Regions from separate parts of the Homo sapiens genome. Here region 2 is linked to region 1. Evidence: chromatin loops called from intact Hi-C (ENCODE). Cell type or tissue: B cell. All regions are shown on one strand. Links, peaks and the distances in the headings refer to the core of each region. The heading gives the core; the rest is flanking DNA. Region 1 holds the start of LOC107985876. Region 2 holds the start of LOC124907755 (a long non-coding RNA gene).

Region 1 (8,327 bases), core at 65-8,064:
AGGGGGCTTCTGACTTATGGGCAATGTGATTCATGAAACTAATCCCAATTCCCACTTTACTTGGGTTGCTGGGAAGCTCTGAGCCAAATTGGGCACTCATCCTTAAGAATCTTAGAGGCTCTAGTAGGCTGGGCACGGTGGCTCATGCGTATAATCTCAGCACTTTGGGAGGCCGAGGTGGGCGGATCACGAGGTCAGGAGATCGAGACCATCCTGGCTAACATGGTGAAACCCTGTCTCTACTAAAAAAATACAAAAAAATTAGCCAGGCATGGTGGCAGGTGCCTGTAGTCCCAGCTACTTGGAAGGCTGAGGCAGGAGAATGGTGTGAACCCAGGAGGCGGAGCTTGCAGTGAGCCGAGACCGTGCCACTGCACTCCAGCCTGGGCGACAGAGCGAGACTCTGTCTCAAAAAAAAAAAAGGAATCTTAGAGGTTCTCTTGGGCTGTTTTTAAAGGAGATGATTACTTTCCAGGTGCTGGTTTCTAACAGATGAGATTATAATTATTATTTTGTATGTATCTTGTCAATTGCTTCAGGGCTTTAGTGGGACCGGAGTGGGAGTAAGTAAATAAAATCATCCTCATCCTGAAAACAAAAGAGGAATGAAGAATTGGTCTGGGTGAGTGAGAGAAGGAGGAGGCAGCCAAGGGGAGAGATGGTGTAGGGCCTGGTGGTGACAGGACAAGTGTCCCTTTCTAGGCCACTGTGGTGATGCTGAAGGGTCTGGCTTCACTGACCCAGGGGGTGTGAAAAGAGGATTTTCCATGAATTTGAAAAGAGAACCGCAGTCATTGCTCAATTTGCACTTCTCCCCATGGCCCCCAGGCTTTGGGGGGTATTTTTGTAATGTTGTGAAACATTGAAACTTGCAGTGTCTCCTTTCTCTTCCTCTTCTCTCCCAACTCAGTCACTCCTACCCATTTCTTTTTTTTTTTTTTAAACCATGTTTTGCTCCTTCCCTTCATGTGGCCACTGGTGCAGGGGTTTGAGATGGGCTGCCCACTGTGACTGCTCCTCCATCTCTGGGCAAGACAGGAGTCTCTCTGGACCGAGGCCCACAATTTGCTGCTGGAACAAACAGAAGAGGGTCAAGCAGTTCAGATCCTCAACGAAAGAGTAGCAATAGAGCAGCAAATACTACTTGAAAACTCTACTGTGTGCCACTTAGGAACCATTATTATTGCCATTTAATTTTACTTATTTAAGTTTGTCCTGTGCTTCAGCTCATGGTACATGTTCATTATTTGTTTGTACAAGGCCCCTGCATCTATTTGTTTGTTTGTTTGAGACAGGGTCCTGCTCTGTCACCCAGGCTGGAGTGCAGTGGTGTGATCATAGCTCACTGCAGCCTTGAACTCCTGGGCTCAAGCTATCCTTCTACCTCAGCCTCCCATAGCTGGGACTACAGGAGCATGACACCATGCCTGGCTAATTTTTAAATATTTTTGTAGAGATGGGGTCTCACTATGTTACCCAAGCTGGTCTCTAACTCCTGAGCTCAAGTGGTCCTCCTTCCTCAGTCTCCCAAAATGCTGGAATGACAGGCATGAGCTACCACATCTGGCCCATTTGTCTGCTTATCCACTTACTTTGCCCAGAGTTTCTCATTGGCCGCACTATTGACATATCAAGTCAGATCATTCCTTTTATGCAGGCTGTCCTGTACATTGTAGGATGTTTGGCAGCATCCTTGGCCTCTCTACTACATGCCAATATTACCCACCCCCACACCTCCACTGTAACAACCAAAAATGTCTCTGGATATTGCCAAATGTCCCCTGGGGAAAGGGAGCAGAATCATCTCAGGCTGAGAACCACTATCCCCTTGTCCCCTTCCTCACTCCCCTCCTCTCCCAATAGAAGCCTCTCTGATGCATCTGCTGTGTGTCCTCCTGTTTGCACACATCCTTGCAGCTCTGTTCACTGCCCCATTCATATCCTTTGCCCACTTTTCTATTGGAGTTGCCATCTTCTTTGGATCTGCAAAGAGCAGTCCTTGTGTTTTCTTTTCTTTTCTTTTTTTGAGATGGAGTCTCACTCTGTCACCCAGGCTGGAGTGCAGTGGTGTGATCTCGGCTCATTGCAACCTCCACCCACTGGGTTCAAGCAATTCTCATGCCTCAGCCTCCTGAGTAGCTGGGATTACAGGCTCCCGCCACCACACCTGGCTAATTTATATATTTTTAGTAGAGACGGGGTTTCTCCATGTTAGTCAGGCTGGTCTTGAATTCCTGACCTCAGGTGATCCACCCACCTCGGCCTCCCAAAGTGCTTGGATTACAGGGCATGAGCCACCGTACCTGGCCAGTCCTTGTGTTTTCTAAATATGAGTCCCACATTGGTGTGGCCTGTGTTTTCTTCTCCTTTTCTGTCATCAGTCTGCTAACTCTTGCCTTACAGATGAGGAAGCAGAAGTTCACAGCCATAGCTGCCCATGCTCACACAGCTAGTAAGTGGTGAGCCAGGTCCAGGCCTCTGTCTCCAGAGCCCAGGCTCTTGACCCCTGGGCTACAGCAGTGTCCCTTCCATTCAAATATGACTTCGCAGGCAGGCAGGCAAGGTCAGGCCCTGAGGCCCGGGCAGGGAAGGGAGGTGGCTCACTCCAGGTCATGCAGCTCGACAGCAGCATCACCCAGGTCACCCTGATGTGATGCCAAGTGTCTTGGGAACTGGATTTAATGTGTTTTTTTTTTTCTTTTTTTTTTTTGGTTGAGGAATGACCAAGTGATTTCGCTTAAATGTCCAACAGGAGGCTGTGGCTCTGGTGAGAAGAAGAGGTGGGGATCTGAGGGTGTCTGTGCGAGGAGGCTCCTCTGTTGGCTCTGCATGGTGCTCACAGACACATGGTTGGGCAGATTTCTGGATCTGGATTTTCTGGCCTGGATCTCTGTGCCCTGGACCCTGGCAGAAGAGTGCTTCTCTCCCGGCCCAGGGGATGATGGATGGAGAGGAGCCAGGTTTTGTTCCCTAAATGCCATTCACATGACTCTCTGACCTCAGGGTCCTTCCCCTTTCTCTTGTCTTTTTCTCCTTCACTGCATTCTGCCCTGCTTTGGTTTCCCTTCTCTATTTTCCTTTTTTCAATCTACACAAAGCCCTTGGAGGGCTGGGGCTGACCTGGGGCCTCTTGGCTCTGGCTGAGGTTGGTTTCCAGTTCCTGGACGGTAGCCCTGGGGCTGTCTGACTTCAAGGGCCATAATGAGACTTGGGAGGTGGGAGGTTTGGGAGGAAGCAAGCCGGCCAATGAGCCAGTGCCTGGAGGCTGGTCCTCTCCTGCATCCTCAGGGCAGGACCTCTGAGCCACCAAAGCCCGAGGACAAATACCTAGTTCAGGCCACAGCCACTCCCTACCCATCCCTGACAGACATGCCTAGTTCATCCCAGATCTCTTCCTACCAGCCTCAAGATCCTTCTCAGCGGAGAATGTGGGACGGAAATGTATCACCTCTGGCTTATAGCTTCATCTTTACTTCCTGGAAGCCTTTCCCACCGTGGTTCTCAACCCTGACCGCTTAGCAGAATCACCTGGGTAACTTTCCAAACAGACTGATTTCCAGGCCCCAACCCACGATTCAGATTTCATGGGTCTGGAGTGTGGCTGGGGATTGAGATGTTGTAAAATCTCCCTGGGTGATTCTGCTATGTGGCCAGGACTGAGAGCTACTGTTTCACTGAGGCCAGAGTGTTGCAGAAAGAGCACAGAAGGCAGGTGGGGGACTGAGTTCGTGTCTGGACAACCCTCAGGTGGCAGCATGTCTCTCAGCAAAGCCCCTTCCCTCTCCAGGCACTGGGCAGGAGCACCCTAAGGAGAAGTGACAGATTTGTGGAGTTTTAGACTCAGAAAGGGCCAGGAAACCAACCAAGCTACCCCTCATCCTGCAAAACAGAAGACTGGAGGGGGTGGAGTAGTCAGGGTCTCACAGGGCACTGGCAGGGTTGGGGGTGTGGGAAGCCAGGCTAGGCTTTGGGCTGCCTCCTCCCACTGGCTGGGCCCCTCAGTGAGTCCTCTTTAGTTTAGAATGTTGGGAACATGATGTCTCCCCACTGTTTACTCGAAAAGGAGCCTGTTCTCTCAGTGCCTGGTAGTGGGGAAGCAATGGCTAGAGTTAGAGGGTATTGGTCTCAGCCAAACTTGGCAAGAGGACTTTTGCAGTGCCGCTGACTGTCTGCAGCTGTTTTATAGGCCCTGTGGCTCAAAAGGGGAAGTGTGGCTGCATTTAGAAAGTTGTCCACAAGGAGGAATGGTGGGGGTGTGGGAGTGAGGGTGGGGCTGACAAGGGTGGCCAGGCTGGGGAGCTAGAGGAGGAGGAGGAGGGACACAGGCAGGACCTGTGGACAGGGGTTTGATTTGGGGCCCACATGTTGTCACTGTGGAAACTCTTGGGTTTGAGGGGATGGAGATAGGGGAGTGTGAAAGGGAGGCAGACAGACAAGAAAGGGGGAGGTGGGGAGGGAAAAGAGCTCCCAGCTGGGAAGCCTGGCCTTTCTTAGGTTGGAAGCAAACATGAAGTGTGCTGGGAGCATGCCCAGCCATGCCCTGAAGGCCCAGGAAGGGGTTTCCTCTAAAGGGGTGCAGGGAGATGGTGAGAGGTGCTGGAAACGTGGAGGTTTTCTCAACATAGTCCAGCCCACAGAAGGGGATGTGAGAGGAGGAACTCTTCCTTCCCCCAAGCTATACAGAAATATATCTGATATCTGAGTCCATTTAGGCTACGATAACAAAATATCATGGACTGGATGGCTTATAAACAGCAGACATTTAATATCATAGACTGGATGGCTTGTAAACTGCAGACATTTGTTTCTCACAGTTCTGGAGGCTGGAAGTCCAAGATCACGGGGCCGGCAGATTCAGTGTCTGGTGAGGGCGATCTCCTCATAAATGGTGACTTCTTACTCTAACCTCACATGGCAGAAGGGGTTAGGGGTCTGTCTCAGGGCATAATATAAGGGCACTAATCCTATTCATGAGGGCTCCACCCCCAGGACCTAATCACCTCCCAAAGGCCCGACTCCTACCTTCATCACTTTAGGGGTGAAGATTTCAACATATTAATTTGGGGGGGACATAAACATCTGGACAGCCTGAATGAAATGCACCATCCCTATGGCCAGGAATGCACCCAACCCTTCCCAGGGCTGACCTGGGGCTCAGGTCTCCATGGTAGCAACAGGAAGATTGCTACACAAGGCTCCTAGCCCAGGGGTTGGAGGCTGGAAGACCTCAGAGAGCCTGACTGAAGATCCCCATGCCTCAGGCTCCTGTTCCTGTTAATGACAGGGAGATGTACCTCCCCTGCCCTATCACAAGTGCCCTGCCCCAAGCATCAGGGAGAAACATTGAGCTCCTGCTGATCGTGGGTCACACTCCCACTGCTTCCCTCAGGCCTACTGCTCTCCCTCAGTCACTGGCACCTGCAGGGTGCTGCTCTCTGCTGCCCCCCATGCCCTAGCCTTGTCCCTACTGTATATGTGGGGATAGAGTGATGGGGTGGCGGAGGTGGGGGGTGGTGGTACCATAACTTCAATCCAGAGCTTTCCTACAGAAGATCCTGCCTTCACCAGAAAAGTGCTTTAGCAAAGCTCCTCTTCCCAAAGTAGCCCCACCCAAAAGGACCATGAGAAGAAGACCTTATCCTAACTTTGATCGTATTACACTGGCCATAGAAAGCTCCACCACCTTTGGTGATAGATTCAGCAGCCAGAGAGATCTACTCTGAGGGTGGGAGTTAAAGCAAAGAGGGGAGGTTTGCATTGGTTCTGACTCTGTGGTTGAGCATCTGATGTCAGAAGCATGACTCCCAAAGAGCCTGCTCAGTGTACCCTGGGGAACAAGGTAACTCAACTCAACCCAATCCAACTCAACCCAATTCAACTCAACCCAACCCAACTCAATTCAACCCCACTCAACCCAACTCAACTAAACTCAATTAAACTCAACAAAACTCCCATTCATTCACTCCGTGATTTAACTATTATGTACTAGTCACCAACAATGTGTCAACCGCTGTGCTAAGTGCTGGGGATGCGGAAGAGAGCAAACAAGACACAGCCCTGCCCTCATGGAGCTTCGAGTCTGGTAGAGGCACTTAAGGGCATATCACGGGTCTGTGTCTCTATTAAGCTCATGAGGATGGCCGTGGGAGGGTAGGGAGAGGAAAGGCCCTTACCTCTGTGGTCTTGCTGGAGAGACTATATTCATATACACAAAACACTCAGAGAATGAGGCAAAGTTTAATAAGTCCATTGTTGACTCTGGTAACCACTAGGTGGGCCTGACCACTAACTAACCTTGAAAAAAAAAAAAAAATTGGCCAGGCATGGTGGCTCACGCTTGTAATCCCAGCACTTTGGGAGGCCAAGGCAGGCAGATCACTTGAGGTCAGGAGTTCAAGACCAGCCTGCCCAACATGGTGAAACCACGCCTCTACTAAAAATACAAAAAATTAGCCAGGTGTGGTGGCGCGCGCCTGTAATCCCAGTTACTCGTGAGGCTGAGGCAGGAGAATAGCTTGAACCCAGGAGGCAAAGGTTGCAGTGAGCCGAGGTTGTGCCACTGCTCTCCAGCCTGGGTGACAGAGTGAGACCGTGTCTTAAAAAAAAAAACACCCCAAAACAAAAACAAAAAAAATTAGTTCTGACATGAGTGTGTTGGACTGGAAAATCCATGTGGACTCTGCCGTCTTTCTTGGTTTCTTCTTCCATTTGGCTATCTACCCCCTTCCCTTCCTCCTTCCACCTCACTTAGAGCTAGAAACCTTCCATGGCAAATGATTGGATTCTAGGTTTGGTTAAATGCCTACCATTTACAAAGTACATTGCTAGCTGCAGTAGGATTCAGAGGTAAACAACACTGGCTTTCCCCTTAAGGACGCTGGGCCTGACTTGGGTTCACAAATTGCTATGACAGAAGACAGTGAAAGATGCATGCATCTTTGGACTGCATTTTACCAGTTCAAATATTTTATTTTTAATAATATGTAATAAAATATAAGGTATAACAGGGAAATGAAATGCACAGATCTTAAGCGTGCGGTTCCAAGTATTTTGAGTGTGAGTGTGACTGTGTGTTGCAGGGGGAAGGTAACAGAAGAGTTGAGTCCCTTCACTGGGTATGGCATTTGGAATATCAGTGCTATCATGTTTTGGCATGTCTGCTGCCTGCCGTTTTGTTTTTTAAATTGCCAACTTCAGAAAGTTTATAAGACTAAGGAATTCCTGTATACCCTTTCCCCAGATTCACCAATTATTTACATTTATGAAATCATTTGAGAAAAATTTAGAGAAATCTTGCCCCTTTACCCTTAAATACTTCAGTTTATATTTCAAGGACATTCTTTTACGTAGTCTGGCTTCCTCTTAGCTGAGCCTTGGGCATTTCATTTTCAGACAGTATTGGGTCATTCTATATCTTAAGTAAAGCTGATTTAATGGGAGAGAGAGCTGGATTGGTTTTCTGCTTGATGCTGTGCTGGTGGCCTGGCTGTTGGGGGCTGCCTAGGTCACAGGGTCCCCCAGGGAAAATCTGTTGACTTCCGCAGCTATGCTTGAGTCTGCTTGTTACTGGACAGCTGGTCTGTCCCCTTAGAGGCTTGGCTGAACTCTGTGCTCTCCTTCCCTCTACTTTGTTCTCGAGTTTTCTGCACATTCTTCCACCCACAGATGTGAATGTCGTGTGATGTTGGCTTTCCAGTGTCTTGCATGGCGTGGTAGCAGCAGAAATGAGCTTGGCTGGGCACCCTCTCTGGGCCTTGGAGGCAAGCCTGGGCTCCTCTGAAAATACAGGCAGCTTCCTTTCCCTGACTTGCCTGGAGGAGCCAGGCCCTGTGGTGCGGTCTGGCTCTGAGGCCTGTGGTCCTGCTTGGGACTGGCAGTCTTAGGCTGAGGGAACATTTTCCAGAGTATAGCCGAGGGACAGAATGTCTCAGTAAGACGGGCTCGGAGGGGAAGTGTTTTGGAAAGGCCTCTGCTTGCTCTGGGAGGCGTTCAGGATGCTGAGGTTTTGGAAATCTATGGCGGCTCTTCACAACTGCTCCCAGCTTTGGGAGGAGGAATAGACGGGTGCTCGTTTCCTCGGGTTCAGTGGCAAAGGTGAAGACCAGCACTGCCGACCTGGGACCTGGGCCTCTCCCGGGCCTGGGGAGGACACTGGACTTTGAAGGGGAATGCAGCCTAGAAGGCCTGGACCCTGGAGTCAGGAGATGCTGCTCCCATCCAGTAAGCCCTGGCTGGAGCTCTTCTGGGCACCAACCCTGGCATAAAACCAGTGGGGCCTCTGGGCCTGCACTCAACAGTGCCTCTGATGGAGCAGGTAGGAGAACCCC
Region 2 (8,327 bases), core at 11-8,010, 69 kb before region 1:
GAGCAGGGGTGCTGGGGAATCGGGTGGAGAGGCCTCTCCTCCCTCAGCCCTGACTCCAGCTTTTCCCATGGTGGGTTCTGCCCACCCCCACCCTCCCAGACCTTGGTCTTCAGAAGGCTCAACCAATTTCCTTTTTTGTTGTTTGGCTGTGATAGGAAAAGTATTGAAAAATAGAAAGTGCCCTAGACAAGAAAACACTCTGAAAGCTGAAACGTGAAACCTGGCAGCCTGGGCCAACGCCCCAGCGGGAGGTGGCCAGCGAACCAGGCTTCTATCCCTGGGCTCCCTCCCAGGCAGGCACCAGCCCATGAAGGCACTGCAGCCCTGTCAGTAGAGCTGAGAACTTGGAGGTTCAGGGATGAGTGGTGACCGGTTCAAGGTCGCATGGCTGGTGCTATGGCCCGGGAGGGTGGGCAGGTCTCAGGGACCAGGTCACTAGATAGGAAGAGGCTGGAAACACAGACTTCTTTAAAAACAAAACGTTAGCCTTGCCAAGGGACCATGCACTTCTATTCCCACATGGCACCAGAGCTCCTTGCCAGAGGTACACCAGGGTATGTGACAGTTCTCCACCCTGGCCTGCCCCAGTGAGCCAAAGCCACTCCTAACAGATCCCATCTGCCCACAGTGGGTGTCACGAGCCACTCCATTCCTCCTCTGGCCCTGCCTCCTCCACCTCCGGGCCCCTTCCTCTCACTTATCTAGTAAAGATAGTGCCTTCCCGTTGTTGAGAACAGGACAGAGGGAATTTGCTCATGATCACAGAGCAAATTTATTAATTCATTCATCAAAACCATGTTGGGCTGCTACAGAGCCTGACTCCAGAGAATAGTGAGAAGGGAGGGCACGGTCTCTTGGGGAGCCAGCTGTACACACAGATAACTGCTTTATCACAGCACATCGATCAAGACTTATCTGCCATGTGTGCAGTGGGACGCTGAGGGGCCTGACCCAGCCTGAGGGACAGAGAAGTCTTTCTGGAGGAGTCAGAAAGAGCTGGGTCTTAAGAACTGAGTATGAGTGCACCAGGGCCAGGGGGTGATGATATCCACAATCTCCCAGGCCCCCTGTCTTGGCCCTATCCACTGTTGGGTCTACAGAACCACTCAGTCCATAGAACTGAGCTCCCACAATGGTCCAGTGGTCCACAATGGGGGTGGTGTGGGTGTGGACACAAGGCAAGTATCACATGGTACCTGCCCTCAAAAAGCTTCCTGGGCCATTGGAGAAGACAAAACTATCATCCTTGCAATGTTGAGGAAACCCAACAAGTGTTGGGAGCTCCTCTGTGAACAGTTGTCCCTCCCTCTGTATCCTAGGGGTATTGTGGCGGGGGGATTGGTTCCAAGACTCCCATGGATATTGAAATCCACAGAAGCTCAAGTCCGTGATATAAAATGGCATAGTATTTACAAATAACCCACACCTAACTTCTTGCATACTTTATTTTTGGCTAAGCAGGCATGAATGACTCAGGTATACTTTAAATTATCTCTAGATTACTTATAATACCTAATACAATGTAAATGCTATGTATTTTTTTTTTTTTTCCTGTAGAGATAAGGTCTTGCTTTGTGGCCCCTGGCTGGAGTGCAGTGGCTTGATCATGGCTCACTGCAGCCTCGACCTCCCAGGTTCAAATGATCCTCCTACCTCAGCCTCTGGATTAGCTGAGACTACAGGGACACACCACCACGCCCAGCTCATTAAAAAAATTTTTTGTACAGCTACGATCTCTCTATGTTGCTCAGTCTGGTCTTGAACTTCCAGGCTCAAGCAATCCTCCTGCTTCAGCCTCCCAAAGTGTTGGGATTACAGGCGTGTGCCACTAGGCCTGGGTGCTATGTAAATATTTATTATGCTGTATTTTAAAATGTTGTATCATTTTTCATTGTATTGTTATTTTTATCATGTTTTTAGTATACTTTCCATCCGTGGTTGGTTGAATCCATTGATGTGGAGCCTGAGGATAGGGAGGGCCTACTGTATCTCTATGCAGAGCTTACCTTGTTTGGCCAGGCGTGGTGGCTCATGCCCATAATCCCAGCAATTTGGGAGGCCGAGGCAGTCAGATTGCTTGAGCCCGTAAGTTCAAGACCAGCCTGGGCAACATGGCCAAAAACAGTCTCTACAAAAAATACAAAAATTAGCTGGGTGTGGTGGTGCACGCCTGTAGTCCCAGCTACTCTGGAAGCTGAGGTGGGAGAATCACCTGAGCCTGGGAGGCTACAGTGAGCTGAGATTAAGCCACTGCACTCCAGCCTGGATGACTGAGCGAGACCCTGTCTCAAAAAACAAACAAACAAAACAAAACAAAACAAAACAAAAAACCTACCTTATTTAATCCTCACAGGTGGACATTCTTCTTATTTCCATTTTATAAACAGGAAACAGAGGCTCAGAAAGAGGCTCTGGAGTGGAGCCAGAATCTTAACTCAGGAGCCTGTGTGTGGAGCCTGAGCCTTTAGCCACTCTGCTTATTCCAGTTCCAGGGGATGGAGGGATGGGAGAAGCAGCAGTAACAGCCTTAATTGCCAGGCTAAAGAGCCAGGACTTTATTCATCAGGCAATGGGGAGCCAGCAAAGGCTTCTGAGGAAGGGAATTACATAATCTGACCTGTGTTTTGGCACAATAACTCCAGAGGCCACTTGGAGAATATATTAAAAATACAGTGCAGGCTGGGTACAGTGGCTCACACCTGTAATCCCAGCACTTTGGGAGGCCGAGTTGGGTGGAGCACGAGGTCAGGAGATCAAGACCATCCTGGCCAACATGGTGAAACCCTGTCTCTACTAAAAATACAAAAATTAGCTGGGTGTGGCGGCGCGTGCCTGTAATCCGAGCTATTTGGGAGGCTGAGGCAGCAGAATTGCTTGAACCCAGAAGGTGGAGGTTGCAGTGAGCCGAGATCGCGCACTGCACTCCAGCCTGGTGACAGAGCTAGACTCCGTCTCGAAAAAAAAAAAAAAAAAGCCACAATGCAAAGGAGGATAACTATCTTGCTGTTCAGTTGAGAAAGGTTGAAGGCTGAGTGGGGCATTGAGGCTGCTGAGAAAAAGGGATTGCTCAGAGAGGTAGAAGATCTGGCTTCAGCCCTGGTCTGGTCTCTTCTTCAGGAGAATAATCATTGCTTGACCTCCTCTGACCATCTGCTGCCAGTGAAGCCAGAAAATGGTGATTCACCCAACAGATGCCAATTGAGCCCCTCCTAAGTGCAGGACCTATCAGTCCTGAGACCCAAAAGGGGCAAGACATTTTCTGACCTCAGGGAGCTCAGGTCATTGTGGTCCATAATCCTCAAACAGTTAGCAATGTCACACATGCTGCCTTATCCCCTCCAACCCTCCAACAGCTCTTAGAGGAGTTTTCATATAGACTCTTTTCTGATTGTTTAGGCAGAAACCTCTCCCTGCCTCCATCCTTCTCTTGCCCCTGAGAGGCTTTGAGACTCATCTATCTTCATATGTACATTTCCCACAGGACCAGGTACAGTACTGAGTATATTACTAAGTAGTCATTTAGTCTTTGCTGAGGCTAATTAGTAATAATGGAGAAAAACTGTTCTCCCGCTGACCTTGAATCCAGACCACAGACAAATTCCTTAATTTATCCAGAAGTTTTCAAAAGGTGCTATGGGCCCTAGAGTCCCTGTTAAAGAATGAGGCTGACCAGGTGGTCCCATTCTGTGAGACCACAGGGCTGTTACTGTAGGCTCAGAAATGATGACCTTGCTGAGCCTTTAAGGCCACAACCCTGTGTACTGTGGACAGAGTGATCTCTGAAGGCTGCCAGTCACTCCAAGTGAGCCAATCAGCACAAGCTATCTGGAATTAAAAGCTATATTAAGTTATGAATGAGAGGGCTCCTGTGAGGATGGGATCTGGTGTCCTGTATTACCATAAGCTCTACGCTGCTCTAGACTTTGATTGTTGAGGCAGCTGAGATACAGGCAAGCCCAAATCTAGAGCTTGGAAAGGACCCTGTGAGGCTATTCTAGTCCTTTGGGGGCCTCAGTGCAGGTAGCTCTGGAGTGAGAAATGGGGTAGGACCTGGGAGCCTCAAGTGGGAAGTGACTATGGGGGGTCAAACATGCTGGAATGCATTTTGAGGGCTGTTTTTATTTCCTGGACTTGTATGTTTTTATTTCCTCTTTGCCCTTCCTTAGGATTTACTAAAGCTCTTTGGGAAGTTTCAGCTGCTTCAGCTGTGTGTATGTGTGTGTGTGTGTGTGTGTGTGTGTGTCAGATCTTCGGTGTGAGGTGATGGACAGAGGACAGTGAGGGATTTGCTGGGGGTGAGGTTGAGCTTGTATCAGTATCAGGAAGCAGAAACTCTGGGTTTTATGGTCGGGGGGCAGGGGTTTTTCTCTTCCCCTCCCAGACCCTGTTGCAGCAGTGAGGCGGCCCAGGTCATGACGGGGATTATTTCTTCCTTTCATTTCTGGCAAAAGCTACAGGAGGGGAGTTCCCCTTCTCTGTTTGTTTTGATTCTGTTGTTTTCTTAAAGAGAGGAAGGAAAACCATCATCACTTTTTCGGTTTTGTGAACAATAAAGGCAGGCTGAGAGGATGTTCGCCTGGGCTGGGGCTGTGGGGGCTGGGCCAACACCTCCTCCTCTTTCCCTCTGGCAACCCTTCTCCTGGCAGCTCGGCGCCTGGGGAGACCCCCAGAACACAGATCAGGCCACGTTGTGGGGTCAAGTTTAAGTGCCGGCTCTGCCTTTTAACTGCTTTTCACTGGTCTGAGGTGTATCTGTATAAATGGGAGTCATAGGGTTGTTGAGATTAAAAACAAAAATACTCGCTTGTAAAAACACAGTGCTGGGCCTACACTAAATGTCCCAGAAATGTCTTTCCTTTGCTTCCTTCCACTGGGGGGGTCTATATCATGAGCCCAGTGGTATGGTATACCCAGGGCCACCCTCCTGTCTTCCTGCTTGTCCACCCAGAGCCGGCTTCTTCCATGGCAGGACCTGCAAATGCTGGACTCACAGAAGGCTCTGAGAAGTAAATAACAGGTGAGGCTGGGGGTGCCTTCTTATTTCTTGGGGTTGTCCCCAGTCTGTTAAGAGACAGTCTAACCTTGCCTTTGAATTTCTTTTTCTTTTCTTTTTGAGATGGAGTTTCCCTCTTGTTGCCCAGACTGGAATGCAATGGCGCAATCTCGGCTCACTGCAACCTCTGCCTCCTGGGATCAAGCCATTCTCCTGCCTCAGCCTCCCAAGTAGCTGGGATTATGGGCACCTGCCACTACGCCCAGCTAATTTTTTTGTACTTTTAGTAGAGACGGGGTTTCACCATGTTGGCCAGGCTGGTGTTGAACTCCTGACTTCAGGTGATCCACCTGCCTTGATCTCCCAAAATGCTGGGATTATAGGTGTGACCCACTGTGCCCAGCCCTTGAATTTCTCCTAGCCCTTCAGTTCCTCAAGCTTCATGCCTCCCAAGGTTGCACCCCCCATGGCCTGTCCTGCAGTCCTGGGGCCCTTCTCTGAGGGGATGAAGGGGGCACTTCCCTGAACAGAGAGAAAGGGAGACCCACACCACTTGGATTAAACTCCCTGGGCCCCAGCTGGCTCTGCAACTTGGCCAAGAAGCCCTATCTCCTAGGGCCTCAGTGTCTTAGTCCGTAAAATGGTTCCTGAACTTTTAAAATACAAACACTCTTTTGTAGAGTCGAAACACTTTGCAGACCTGCACTCTGTGGCAGTACTTGTACTTTTAAAATCTTTTGATTAAAAAAAGGACAAATGGGCTGGGCGTGGTGGCTCACCCCCATAATCCCAGCACTTCGGGAGGCCGAGGCAGGCGAATCATGAGGTCAGGTGATCGAGATCATCCTGGCTAACATGGTGAAACCCCGTCTCTACTAAAAATACAAAAAAAAAAAAAAAATTAACTGGGCGTGGTGGCACATGCCTGTAGTCCCAGCTACGCAGGAGGCTGAGGCAGGAGAATGGTGTGAACTCGGGAGGTGGAGCTTACAGTGAGCCCGGATTGTGCCACTTCACTCCAGCCTGGGTGACAGAGCAAGACTCCGTCTCAAAAAAAAAAAAAAAAAAAAAAAAGACAAATGACCATCTGCAAGGATACCTTCATCTGTGCTTTAATTTTTTTAAAATTTTATTTATTTATTTATTTTTGAGATGGGGTTTCGCTCTTGTTGCGCAGGCTGGAGTGCAATGGCATGATCTCAGCTCACCACAACCTCCGCTTCTGGGGTTCAAGCAATTCTCCTGCCTCAGACTCCTGAGTAGTTGGAATTACAGACATGCGTCACCACGCCCAGCTAACTTTTTGTATTTTTAGTAGAGATGGGGTTTGTCTGTGTTGGTCAGGCTGGTCTTGAACTCCTGACCTCGGGTGATCTGCCCACCTTGGCCTCCCAAAGTGCTGGTATTACAAGCATGAGCCACTGTGCCCGGCATGCAATGCTTTTAGATGAGTGTATATTTTATTCAACAGCCCTAAGTACTTTTGAAAATGTGTCCCCTTGGCTGGGTGTGGTGGCTCACATCTGTAATTCCAGCACTTTGGGAGGCTGAGGCAGGCGGATCACCTGAAGTTAGGAGTTCGAGACCAGCCTAGCCAACATGGTGAAACCCCGTCTCTACTAAAAATACAAAAAATTAGCCGGACATGGTGGCTGGTACTTGTAATCCCAACTACTCGGGGGGCTGAGGCAGGAGAATTGCTTGAACCTGGGAGGCAGAGGTTGCAGTGAGCCGAGACTGAGCCACTGTACTCCAGCCTGAGCAACAGAGTGAGACTCTGACTCAAAAAAAGAAAAAAAGAAAATGTGTTCCCTTATGTGGGAGGCATCAGCTTGTGGATGATGCTGATTCCTAAGGGGCTTGAGGCTCCCAGCATGTGCAAATTTGTGTCTTTGAGGGGACAGATAGCCCTGGAATTAGTTGATTCCTCCTTGGCCCTCCTGGGGCAGACCCAGGGACTCAGGGACACCAGATGGGTAGCCCTGGCTCAAATGCAAAAGTCCAACAGTGACTGACCAGAATGTGCAGTGTAGTGGTTTCTCTTTAACATGTGGATCCTGCCTTGGATGCCTGCCAGGGCTTCCATCCTTGTTCTGCCACTAACCAGCTCTCCCCCAAGGCATGCTACTTTATCTCCTGGGCCCCAGGATTGTCACCTATAAAATGAGGTTGACAGTACTTGCGAGTTTTTGTGAAAATTAATGAGATAATGAACTCATGAGACTTACTTAGCACAGGGCACAGTTGTTGCTTAACAAATATTACTTTTTTTTTTTTTTTTTTTGAGATGGAGTTTTACTTTTGCTGCCCAGGCTGGAGTACGATGGTGCGATCTCAGCTCACTGCAACCTCCGCCTCCTGGATTCAAGCGATTCTCCTGCCTCAGCCTCCCGAGTAGTTGGGGCCTGGCTAATATATATATATATTTTTTAGTAGAGACGGGGTTTCTCCATGTTGGTCAGGGTGGTCTCAAACTCTGACCTCAGGTGATCCACCCGCCTCGGCCTCCCAAAGTGCTGGGATTACAGGCATGAGCCACCACAGCCGGCCCAAATATTACATTTAAAAGCAAAAATAAAAACAAACCCACGAGTGCCCAAGCTTCTCTTCTTGCAGTTGCTGCTCACCATCCTGTGGGCTGGTGCTGTCTGCTTTTGGAATGGTCTCCTTTGGCCCCTCCATCCTTCAAGCTCAGCCTCCTTCAGGAAGCCCTCCTGGCTCCTGCAGACTGTCCCTGCAGACCCCTTCCCTTGCCTATGCCCCTTTAGCATGCGGCGCTGGCCCTCCTACGTGGTTCCCTGATGGGCCCTGTCTCCCTGAGAGCAGGATTCCAGTCCCCCTGCACTGTTGCTTGGGGAGCCCTGCAGGTCCAGGCGCCATTCCCAGCCCCACACAGCTCTGGAGACCAGAGCTTGGTTCCCAACCACATGAAGGAAGGCGCACGGAAAAACCATAAACCCGAAGGCTGAGCGGGTTATTTGTCAAAGCAGGACAGATCTGCGGCCAGGGACGTGGAGGGAGTGCGCTGGCCCTGAGTGGAAGCGAGCATTTCAGGGAGCCGGGATGAGCACCGAGGAGCTGGCACGGGCAGGGCACGGCAGGAAGGAGGCCCATTAACACTTCTGCCCCGACCACGCTTCCTCCGGCACCTCGGCCAGGATGCACACAGGCGCGTTTGTCCCACTTTCACTGCGGCACTGTGTTTGCAGCAGCCCCGGCTCCCCAAGCCCCAGGTGGGTGGGTGTTGCCTGGGCACAGATGCCCTTTATGGATGGGCAGTGCTGGAGGGAGGCAGGTTCAGAATTGACCTTAGAGCTACCTCCCTGCCAGCAAT

What was found. A loop is a pair of places that touch in the nucleus more often than their neighbours do. Peaks named below come from ENCODE experiments on the same cell type or tissue, not always from the same donor. Only the 100,000 strongest peaks of a DNase experiment are listed, where the experiment ranks them.
Region 2: it touches region 1 in a loop (6-fold over the local background); 3 of 110 quality-filtered maps call a loop at or near these places.

The regions. Positions count from the first base shown.
Region 1 is chr2:43,102,022-43,110,348 of GRCh38, reverse strand. LOC107985876 reads left to right here and starts at 7,904. Exons shown (of 3, transcript XM_047446566.1): 1 at 7,904-8,314. LINC02580 (long intergenic non-protein coding RNA 2580) reads left to right here and starts at 7,904. Exons shown (of 2, transcript NR_151714.1): 1 at 7,904-8,314. RefSeq lists a silencer at 4,061-4,110. In B cell, for the core only: CTCF peaks have their summits at 4,025 and 4,225; DNase peaks (open chromatin) are centred at 828, 2,428, 3,028 and 4,208; H3K4me3 peaks cover 453 bases; H3K27ac peaks cover 5,429 bases.
Region 2 is chr2:43,170,742-43,179,068 of GRCh38, reverse strand. It overlaps LOC124907755 (a long non-coding RNA gene), which reads left to right and starts at 3,494. Exons shown (of 2, transcript XR_007086298.1): 1 at 3,494-5,017; 2 at 7,281-7,590. RefSeq lists a cis regulatory region at 1-444 and enhancers at 185-709, 710-1,236, 4,787-4,866, 7,933-8,327. In B cell, for the core only: no CTCF peak of the experiment used is centred there; DNase peaks (open chromatin) are centred at 3,838 and 4,458; H3K4me3 peaks cover 2,714 bases; H3K27ac peaks cover 5,103 bases.